Regions from separate parts of the Mus musculus genome. Here region 1 is linked to region 2. The links are chromatin contacts, found by Hi-C or POLR2A ChIA-PET in ENCODE. All regions are on one chromosome and are shown on one strand. The core of a region is the stretch at or near the end of the contact, and the rest is flanking DNA. Distances in the headings are between cores, read along the strand shown.

Region 1 (4,033 bases), core at 742-3,241, 170 kb after region 2:
ACAGAACTTGGTCTGAGACACACACACACACACACACACACACACACACACACACACACACACAAAGAGGATCCTGTCCTTAGTGCCTCGAGACTTTAAACTAAGCGGCTGCTAGTGTAATGTTTTCCAAACCCATTAGAATGGGGCTCTTTGAAAATTGAATTTTCATGTGTGGGACATTTATTTTATTTAATCCAACATGAACTATAGTCAGTATGACTAGGCCAACTACTTTTAGCTCACATAAATACACAACTTCGGGTCATAACTCAAGATCCTAATAAGGGAAAAAATGCTTGTTTTACTCTGTACATTTCTGAGAATCGGCAACACGGAATAAAAAGGCCCCAGACCTGAAACTAGCTAAGGAAGTTGGGTCATTCAAAATGCTTCCATTTAGAGACCAGGAGACTGAGGTGTGTGTGCTGGTGGTGACTTTGAGACACAGTAGGCCTGGTACAGAAATCTGACAGAGAGACAGACAGACAGACAGACAGACCTTCTGGAGTCCTGAAGCTCTGTGGCTCTAAGGTGGGTCTTTAACTAGCAGCAAGGAAAGCTGGAAATCAGCAGGTTTTTAAGAGCTGAGGAACTCGTTCTGTGATCCTTTTAAAAGGCAGCCTTCACAGCCTTTAAATTTGTTGCTCATAGAGCCACACAACCCTGTTTGGCTACAACTGAAAGTCTCTGGGGGAACCTGGGTCTTTGTAAACAAGACACAGTAAGTTGCTGTAGTCCATCTGCTAATAAAAGGGAGAGGCATGATCCTGAAAGCCGGAAGCCCATCTCTACTGGGCTTTTTAGAACATTTTTTACACTGTGTGTTTAAGTATGGGTGTGTATGACATTCTGCAAATTTGTTCCAAGCAAAATGATGTCACTCTCAGGAACACAAGTGGGCCCAGCTCAAAGGCTTCCTGGCTTCCAAAGTGTGTGGCCTGGCTGGATTGTTGGCCTCTCCTGGCAGAGGGCTGGCATTTCCTCTTGCTTCTCTCTCTGCCTTCTTATCAGCTGCAGCTGTGTGTGTTTAGAGCTCAGGACTTACTGGGTACCCCAGTATATCTGGACAAAATGCAAAATGATTTATTCAAACACAAACCCAAAAAGATAGCCACTGGACCTTGGCTTTTGTTGGTCCCTGGACCTCAAGAAGAGAGATGTAGCCATTTTTTCCTAGGTTAAGCACTTCTGGGGTAGCGATTTTACTTCCTCATGATGTCAAACCTTATTTCAGTCCCGTGGTTTAACAGTGGTAGGTTGGGATCCAGAAAGGCCTGGGGCTGATAGCATCCATGCCACTGGCTGGTGAACATGTGCAGTCATGAAGCCTCATTGACATTTCAGTAAAATAGGTTTTGTTAATGCTCATGCAATAAATGAGAACTGCTGTTTTATTAACTTTAAAGCTGCTTGATTTTGAACAATTCCTTTCATGCTACAATTTCTTAACAGGAAATACTAAGAATTTGATTCCAAAGTTCCCTAGCATTGTCTGAGTCTTGACTTTAGTTCTGCACATTGAAGTTTTATCCTCTCCCACATACCCTTACCATCCTGTTTTTCTTAGTTGAAAACACACACACACACACACACCTGGTTGTGTGTGTACCTGGTTGAAAGATGTGGACCAGGACTTTAAGCTTTGTCTTTAGCCTGAGCCTGGGAGCCAGCCGACCTGTCCCAGGAGAGATGGACCCCCGCAACTGGATCGCCTGTGGCGCCAGGGGTGTGAATTTATCGGTGGGAGAGGTGAAGAGAGCTCAGACATCTGGCGCCACTCTCGGTTCTTGCAGCTTCAATAAACTTCTTGCCGGAGGCCTGCGCCCGCTCGGCCAGCTCTTGGAAGTGGCCTACAGCGTGGGTACCACCGGGGCGGACTCAGGCACGGTCACTCAAGTCTCTGCTCTCCCTGTCCCTGCCTGGCCAGACCGTTTGGAGGCCCCCAGCAGCCCCTGGTGTAGGCAGAACCACGCCCTACAGCACCACCCGGCAGGCGTGGGCGGGACCCAGGCTGTCCCCAGAGGAGGACTGCGGAGTACGGAGGTTCGGAGTAAGTCTTCCTCTGTGCTCTGCGCTGGCGCTGCGGTCCAAACTCTTTGGAACTCCCCGGTTTCTGCCACCAGGCATCTCTTGCTTTCCCTGCGCCACCCCTTCCTCTGCCCCTAGGCCTGGGACACCCTTCCGACAGGAAGCGGCTCTTCCAGCCCCAGAAACGCTGGTAAGTAATCCAGCGATGCCTGCTGTGCGTCCTCCTGCTCGCTGGGCTGGGGGTGAGGATAAGGAAGGGGGTGGGGAGCGCTTCCGGGGAAATGGGGTAGGGAGCCACGCCTGGCTGGTTTGGCGGGTCCTCTTGCCGGCCCTACCCAGATGAGCGCCTTTGTGCAGATTTTGCTGTCTAGAGTATTGGGAGCTCTCACCCCCGCTGCTCAAGGTCCAGCTCTCCATCCCTTTAGACGCTCCACCAATGGCACATCCTTTGTGCTTGTTTCCAGTCTGGGTACCTCTTTTATTTCCTTTAGCAGAGGTCGCTCCAACCCCCAGTCTCCCACTTCCAAGAGGGACTCCTGTCCTTTCTGAAGATCTATCCACTCTTGTCCTAGTGACCCCCTAGGGCAACCTTTGCCTCCTCCTACTACGCGGGCAATGAAGGGGCTGCTGGGGGATGATAGATCGGCCCACAACCCCCCCACCCCACCACCTAGTTGCCTCTCCCACCGAGAGCAACCCATCCCCCCATACTCTTCATCTCTTCCGGTGGCAGCGTGAGAAAGCCCTCCAAGAGCCCTTAAGCTGCGTGTGGGCTGGAGGGAAGGAAAGGGGTACAAAGAGAGGCCTTGTCTCCAGAGATTCCTGGGAGAGCACAGAGGAACGCCGTGGGAGTGAGGCTAGGGGTCGATTAGATGTGAGGGTCTGCGGAAGGGGTTGCTAACCCCACTCCTTCCCACAGCCCGTTGGAGCAGCGACGCAATCTCTTCTCAGGGGAAGTGTTTTGACCACAGTGAGTCAGAAGGTCTGTCATGCAGACAACAGTCACAACATTCTCAGGCTATTTGTGAGGGTAGTTTGGGTGGCTGAGAAGTGGAATCTACACAGGCAGTGTTGCCCCTTGTCAGGAGGCAAGCACGTGGAAAAGAACTTTGCCTTTGGGGAGAGGCACATCCTACAACCAGCGTGGCACTAAGTTCGCCAAAGGGCGCTGGCGAACAGAGACTTAGGAAGAAATGGGTGTGTGTCTGTGAGGCAGCCGCAGTTGAACTGGGGTGTTAGTTCCTGCTGTCTACAAGAAGGGAAACCTCCGCCCCCACCCCACCCCTGGCAGCCCGCTGAGAAACTCCCCCGTGTCCTACTTACAGGTCCTAGGGAACGCCCACTACAATTTCTTGTCCCCTGGGCCTCGGAGATCGCATATGAAAGCTGCCATGACACTGGTCGACAGGAGGCTCCCTTAGCATCCTTGTGCCCAGGACTACTGTGTTTTCATTTCTAAATTTGGCGAATTTCACTTTATAAGAGATAGCTGCTGTCTCAGAAGGGGTCGGGGGTGTGGATCATGGCCTGGGAGTGGACTGGAAGCAGAACCAATCAGAGGTGGACCCTGAGCTCCCTTGTGACAACGGCCTGCGCTGCTGGCTCCTCCCCCTTTCTTTTCCCTCCCTCCAATCTTGCCTTCTCTTTTTTTTCCCACAGACACTGGGTTTTCTCCCAGCTGCTCCTGCTGTCAACAGGGGCCCTACATGGCATCACCCGCCTCCACCAACCCAGCACATGACCACTTTGAGACCTTTGTGCAGGCACAGCTGTGCCAGGATGTACTGAGTAGCTTTCAGGGGCTCTGTAGAGCCCTGGGAGTGGAGTCTGGTGGGGGATTGTCCCAGTACCACAAGATCAAGGCCCAGCTCAACTACTGGAGTGCCAAGTCACTGTGGGCCAAGTTGGACAAGAGAGCGAGCCAGCCTGTGTACCAGCAAGGCCAGGCCTGTACCAACACCAAGGTAGATATGTAGAGTCTGGGAGTGGTGTGAGCATCAGGGGA
Region 2 (4,244 bases), core at 1,148-3,647:
TCCTTGGCATCTAAGCCTCCAGGTGACTGCACCACAGGTGACATTTCAACTGTAACTTCTGAGACCTTCAGGCAGATCCGATCAGACTCTCAGTCTACTGAAATTACTATCTAGATCCACTAACCTGGGGGGTAACTTGTTGCAATAGGTAAGTCACGTAAGACCTGCATTAGTTGTCCTGGCAAGTTTTATATCAACTTGACACAAGCTAGAGTCATATGAATGGAAGGAACCTCAGTTGAGAAAATGCCTCCATAAAATCCAGACGTAGGACACTTTCTAACTAGTGATAGATGGGGGAGGGCTCAGCCTGCTGTGGATGGTGTTATCCTTGAGCTGATGGCTCCTGGAGTCTATAAGACAGCAGGCTTAGCAAGCCTTGAAGAGCAAGCCAGTAAGCATCACCCATCCATGACCTCTGCATCAGTCCTGCCTCCATGTTCCTGCCCTGTTTGGGTTCCTGTCCTGACTTCCTTCAGTAATGGGCAATGATGTGGGTGTATAAGCTGAATAAATTCTTTCCCAAGTTTCTTTTTTTTTTTTTTTTTTTTTGGTTTTTCGAGACAGGGTTTCTCTGTATAGCCCTGGCTGTCCTGGAGCTCACTTTGTAGACCAGGCTGGCCTTGAACTCAGAAATCCGCCTGCCTCTGCCTCCGGAGTGCTGGGATTAAAGGCGTGCGCCACCACGCCCGGCTCCAAGTTTCTTTAGTCATATTTGTTTCATCACAGCAATAGTAGCCCTAACTATATTATAAATGAATTTAATATAAAACATGATAACATAAAGGCTAAAACTGTGAATCTTTTCAGTGAGACAAAGCAAAATATCATCATGGCCTGGGAACAAGCAAAGAACATGAAAAGCAGTAAGCACACACACACACACACACACTGAAAATAAGGGTCAGAAAATCTTGCCCATGTTTATAAATCTAGCACTGGGGAGGTCAAGACAGGAAGATTATGATTTTGATACTATCCTATACTCTCTCCCTCTCTCTCTCTCTCACACACACACACACATATAGTTAAGTTAAATTTCATCAAAATAAAACACTGGTGTGGAAACTTGGTTTAGTGGGTAAAGATTCCCAGGGCCCACTGAAAGCCCCACACAATAACACATCTCTGACCCCAGGGTTGGGGGTGCGGCGTATAGACAGGTAGAGCCTGGGCGAGGGACACTCATTGGCCAGCCAGTCTAGCAATATGGGAAGCTCCAGATTTAATGAGAGACATCTAGGGTCAACCCCTGGCCTCCAAACTCCTCCACGTGGGCACACATACCCACACACATGTACATGCACTACACACACACACAAATAAATTAAATTAAATAAAATTTCTAACAGGGTTTGTCGTCCTCAGCAACCGAGTTTTCATGGGTGCCACTGAAGACTTGTGGGAAAAGAAATTCTGTTTTATAAAGAATAGCATCTCAGCCAGGGCCTCAGAATGCTCAGCTTACCGGTGGGCTAAAATTCCCATGTGACAGTTTATTTACTCTCCTATTGAAGACTAGCCACAGTTCACTGAATATACCAAACGAGATACTCACACCCTAATATCATAGTGAAGGCCAGATTCAGATAAACCACACTATAGCAACTTTGTTTCCCAAGCACAGAAATGAGAAAAAAATAAGTTCTATTAGCACCGCTCTGCAAGCCAGAGAACTATTAACAGATGCGTCCGGGTCACAGAACCTCGAATCCCAGCAAAACAGTGCATGTGATTAAGACCAATCACGGTGATAGTATACCATGAAATCGCAAAATAGAAGCTACCTGGGCCAAGTTCACATTTTTTTTCATACCCCCTGACTTTACTGTAAGGAGTGGACTCAAGAACTTCAAGATTATGGGAAAGCAGAAAAGAGGAACTCTTTCAGAAGCTGTGTGCAGTTCCTGTGTGCCACAGCACCTGTCTGCACGCACTTCTTCCAGCCAGCCACATGTTCCTAAGCAAGACAGACCTGCAAACCATCCAGTGCTTGACTGCATGGCCCTGGCGGCCGAGCCTGCAGCGGCGCTGGGAGGAGAGGAGGGAGTACGGGGTGCTGCCTCTTCCCGACGACCCCACAGGGTGCCCCGATCCCCGCAGCGCAGTCCTCCCGCCCCGTCCCGTCGTTGTGGGTACTCACAGCTCTGGTCTCATACAGCACCAGCTTCTGGACCGAGCTGATGATGGGGGCAGCGGCCGTGGGCATGGCTCCAGCCAATGGCGGCCCCGCCACAGGGCACCAGGCCGCGGCCCAGGTCGTGACAGCGGCGGGGTTCCCCCTGGAGACAGAGCGAGGAGACCCCGCAGACCTCCAGCACACCAGACACAGCTGACAAAAACAGTGTCAGAACACCAAACGTTCAGCAGCGGGCTCGCCGGCTGCTTCCGGATTCCCTCAGCCCCGCCTCCCAACCAGCCCAGCCCAAACCGGAGGGGCGGGGCTACAGGATCACGGGGTTGCTGAGGGCGGACGCTAAGGGTGCCATCTTTCTTAAGGGCAGGCAAAAAAAAAAAAAAGAAAGAAAGAAAAAGAACCTGACTTATGTTGACCTTTAAAGAAAAGAAATCAGATGATTGGGTTCTCCTTTTGGAGCGGTTTCTCCGTGTTGTAATTGGTCTGTTTCTTCCTATATACTCTTTATTTTCCCGAAACCTGTCTCCTGGATGCCTGTGATTTTCCCCTGTTTTGTCGCCTATTTTATCTCCACGAAAGTCAATAAAGTTAATATTGTGGCTGTATGGCCCACAAATCTTTCTTAATTACATAAATGTGGCGCCTTTGGTATTTGCACATTTTATGTGTGAGGCTAACGGTCTGAATTCTAAAAGGGACCGTGCTGTGTAGGGCGAGCGCGCTGCTGTTAAGAGTCAGTTCTAGTTAAGATAAGGTTTTCGCGTTTGCTGTCTGGGCATAAGTAGGTAATATATGCACTCGCTCTGTTGGTCACCTCTACACTTTGGGAAAGGTGTTTTATAATTATGACTACATTTAAACACAGGCTTAAGAATTCACTTTGAATTACAGCTCCACCTCCCGAGGCCCCGCCCTCCAAGAGGCTCTGCACGCCGCCCACAGGTTTCCAAGGCAACCGCCTAACAGCTACCTAGAGCCTCAGTAGAGCCTCAGAAGATAGCTGCTGTCGCGTCCCCGGTCCACAGGTAAGCAGAGGCAGGGAATTGTCCACATTCTGGGTGCATTTTGCCATCAGTTGCAGGAAAGTACACTTCCGGCGGGGACCCCACACCAGTTGCTTTTCTTGCAAAGTTAAACCACGATCTCTTCATAAATCGACTTTTCAAAACCAGTTCTCCTTTTAGCTAAGGTATTTATCTCACAAATGCGGACTAAAGACTTGCCTGCCCCAAAGGGTAACAGTGGCCGCTAAAGTAGCACAGGCAGGAAGTGCTAGGTTTCACAGGGACCCCTCGCTATATTCCAGAATTCACCGCTAGAGGGCTCTCATACTGAAAAGAAAAAGGTAATTATTAAAATACAAACAAATAGCTGAAGAGGATATTAAAGTTTGCTGTAGATTCAAGGCAGGACGTTACAAGGTTTTTAGAGTATGATTATCTATTATCTATTATTGGTTTTGTTTCAGTTTGATATATCTTTTTTATTGAGAAACTAGAAAGAAAGAGGGCAGGAGTCTCAGTTATGGCATTTTATGCTGGTGGGGGGGTGGGGGGGTACGTGCGTGTGCGTGTAAGCCAGAGGCTAAGCCAGCAAGCCCCAGAGATCCACTTATCTCCATCTTGAACTGCATCTTTTAACTTTTCCATTTCACAATGGAAACCAGCTCTTCCCAATGCAAGCTAAACATCTGCAGAGCATTTTGGTTTAGGAAAGTCACTTTTTAAAAATAAATAGTTCTGATTTTCAAATATTGTTTTCCATTATTATTTTATACTACAATGGAGCACTTCCCTTTGAGAATTTTCTTAGTTTACATCACCCAGGAGCCAAACTGATAACAAACAAATGTGCCAAGTTGTTTCTATAAGGGTGATCCCAGGAACAGAAGCTGGGCAGGGAGGGGCTCTTGGAAAAGGGGGTATTGTCACACAAGCTTCTCTGTCAGCTAAACTCACTGGGAAATGGGGAGTACATACCTTGGAACCATTCCCTTTCGGGGGAGCAGGCGGGGAGGGACGTTGTGTTTACTCGCCAACTCCCGTGTATTACTGGTTGAAGCCTGCTAGGCAGAGCTCGGTGTCTTGGAACTTCCAATTTGCCTGAG

Evidence for each region. A loop is a pair of places that touch in the nucleus more often than their neighbours do. ChIA-PET counts read pairs that join two places held with the same protein, here RNA polymerase II (POLR2A).
Region 1: a map of regulatory T cell shows a loop between it and region 2 (3-fold over the local background). The contact joins the promoter of Mical1 here to the promoter of Fig4 in region 2. A Hi-C loop is called at or near these places in 4 of 37 maps with a recorded cell type or tissue (T-helper 1 cell, T-helper 17 cell, mouse embryonic stem cell and 1 more). POLR2A ChIA-PET finds 5 or more read pairs at or near these places in 2 of 5 experiments (Patski and embryonic stem cell).

The regions. Positions count from the first base shown.
Region 1 is chr10:41,474,323-41,478,355 of GRCm38, forward strand. It overlaps Mical1 (microtubule associated monooxygenase, calponin and LIM domain containing 1), which reads left to right and starts at 1,992. Exons shown (of 24, transcript NM_138315.2): 1 at 1,992-2,218; 2 at 3,688-3,992. The coding sequence starts at 3,735. Gm51797 (a long non-coding RNA gene) reads right to left here and starts at 3,718. Exons shown (of 2, transcript XR_003948996.1): 1 at 3,352-3,718.
Region 2 is chr10:41,300,844-41,305,087 of GRCm38, forward strand. It overlaps Fig4 (FIG4 phosphoinositide 5-phosphatase), which reads right to left and starts at 2,398. Exons shown (of 23, transcript NM_133999.1): 1 at 2,144-2,398. The coding sequence starts at 2,209. Ak9 (adenylate kinase 9) reads left to right here and starts at 3,091. Exons shown (of 40, transcript NM_001370813.1): 1 at 3,091-3,162.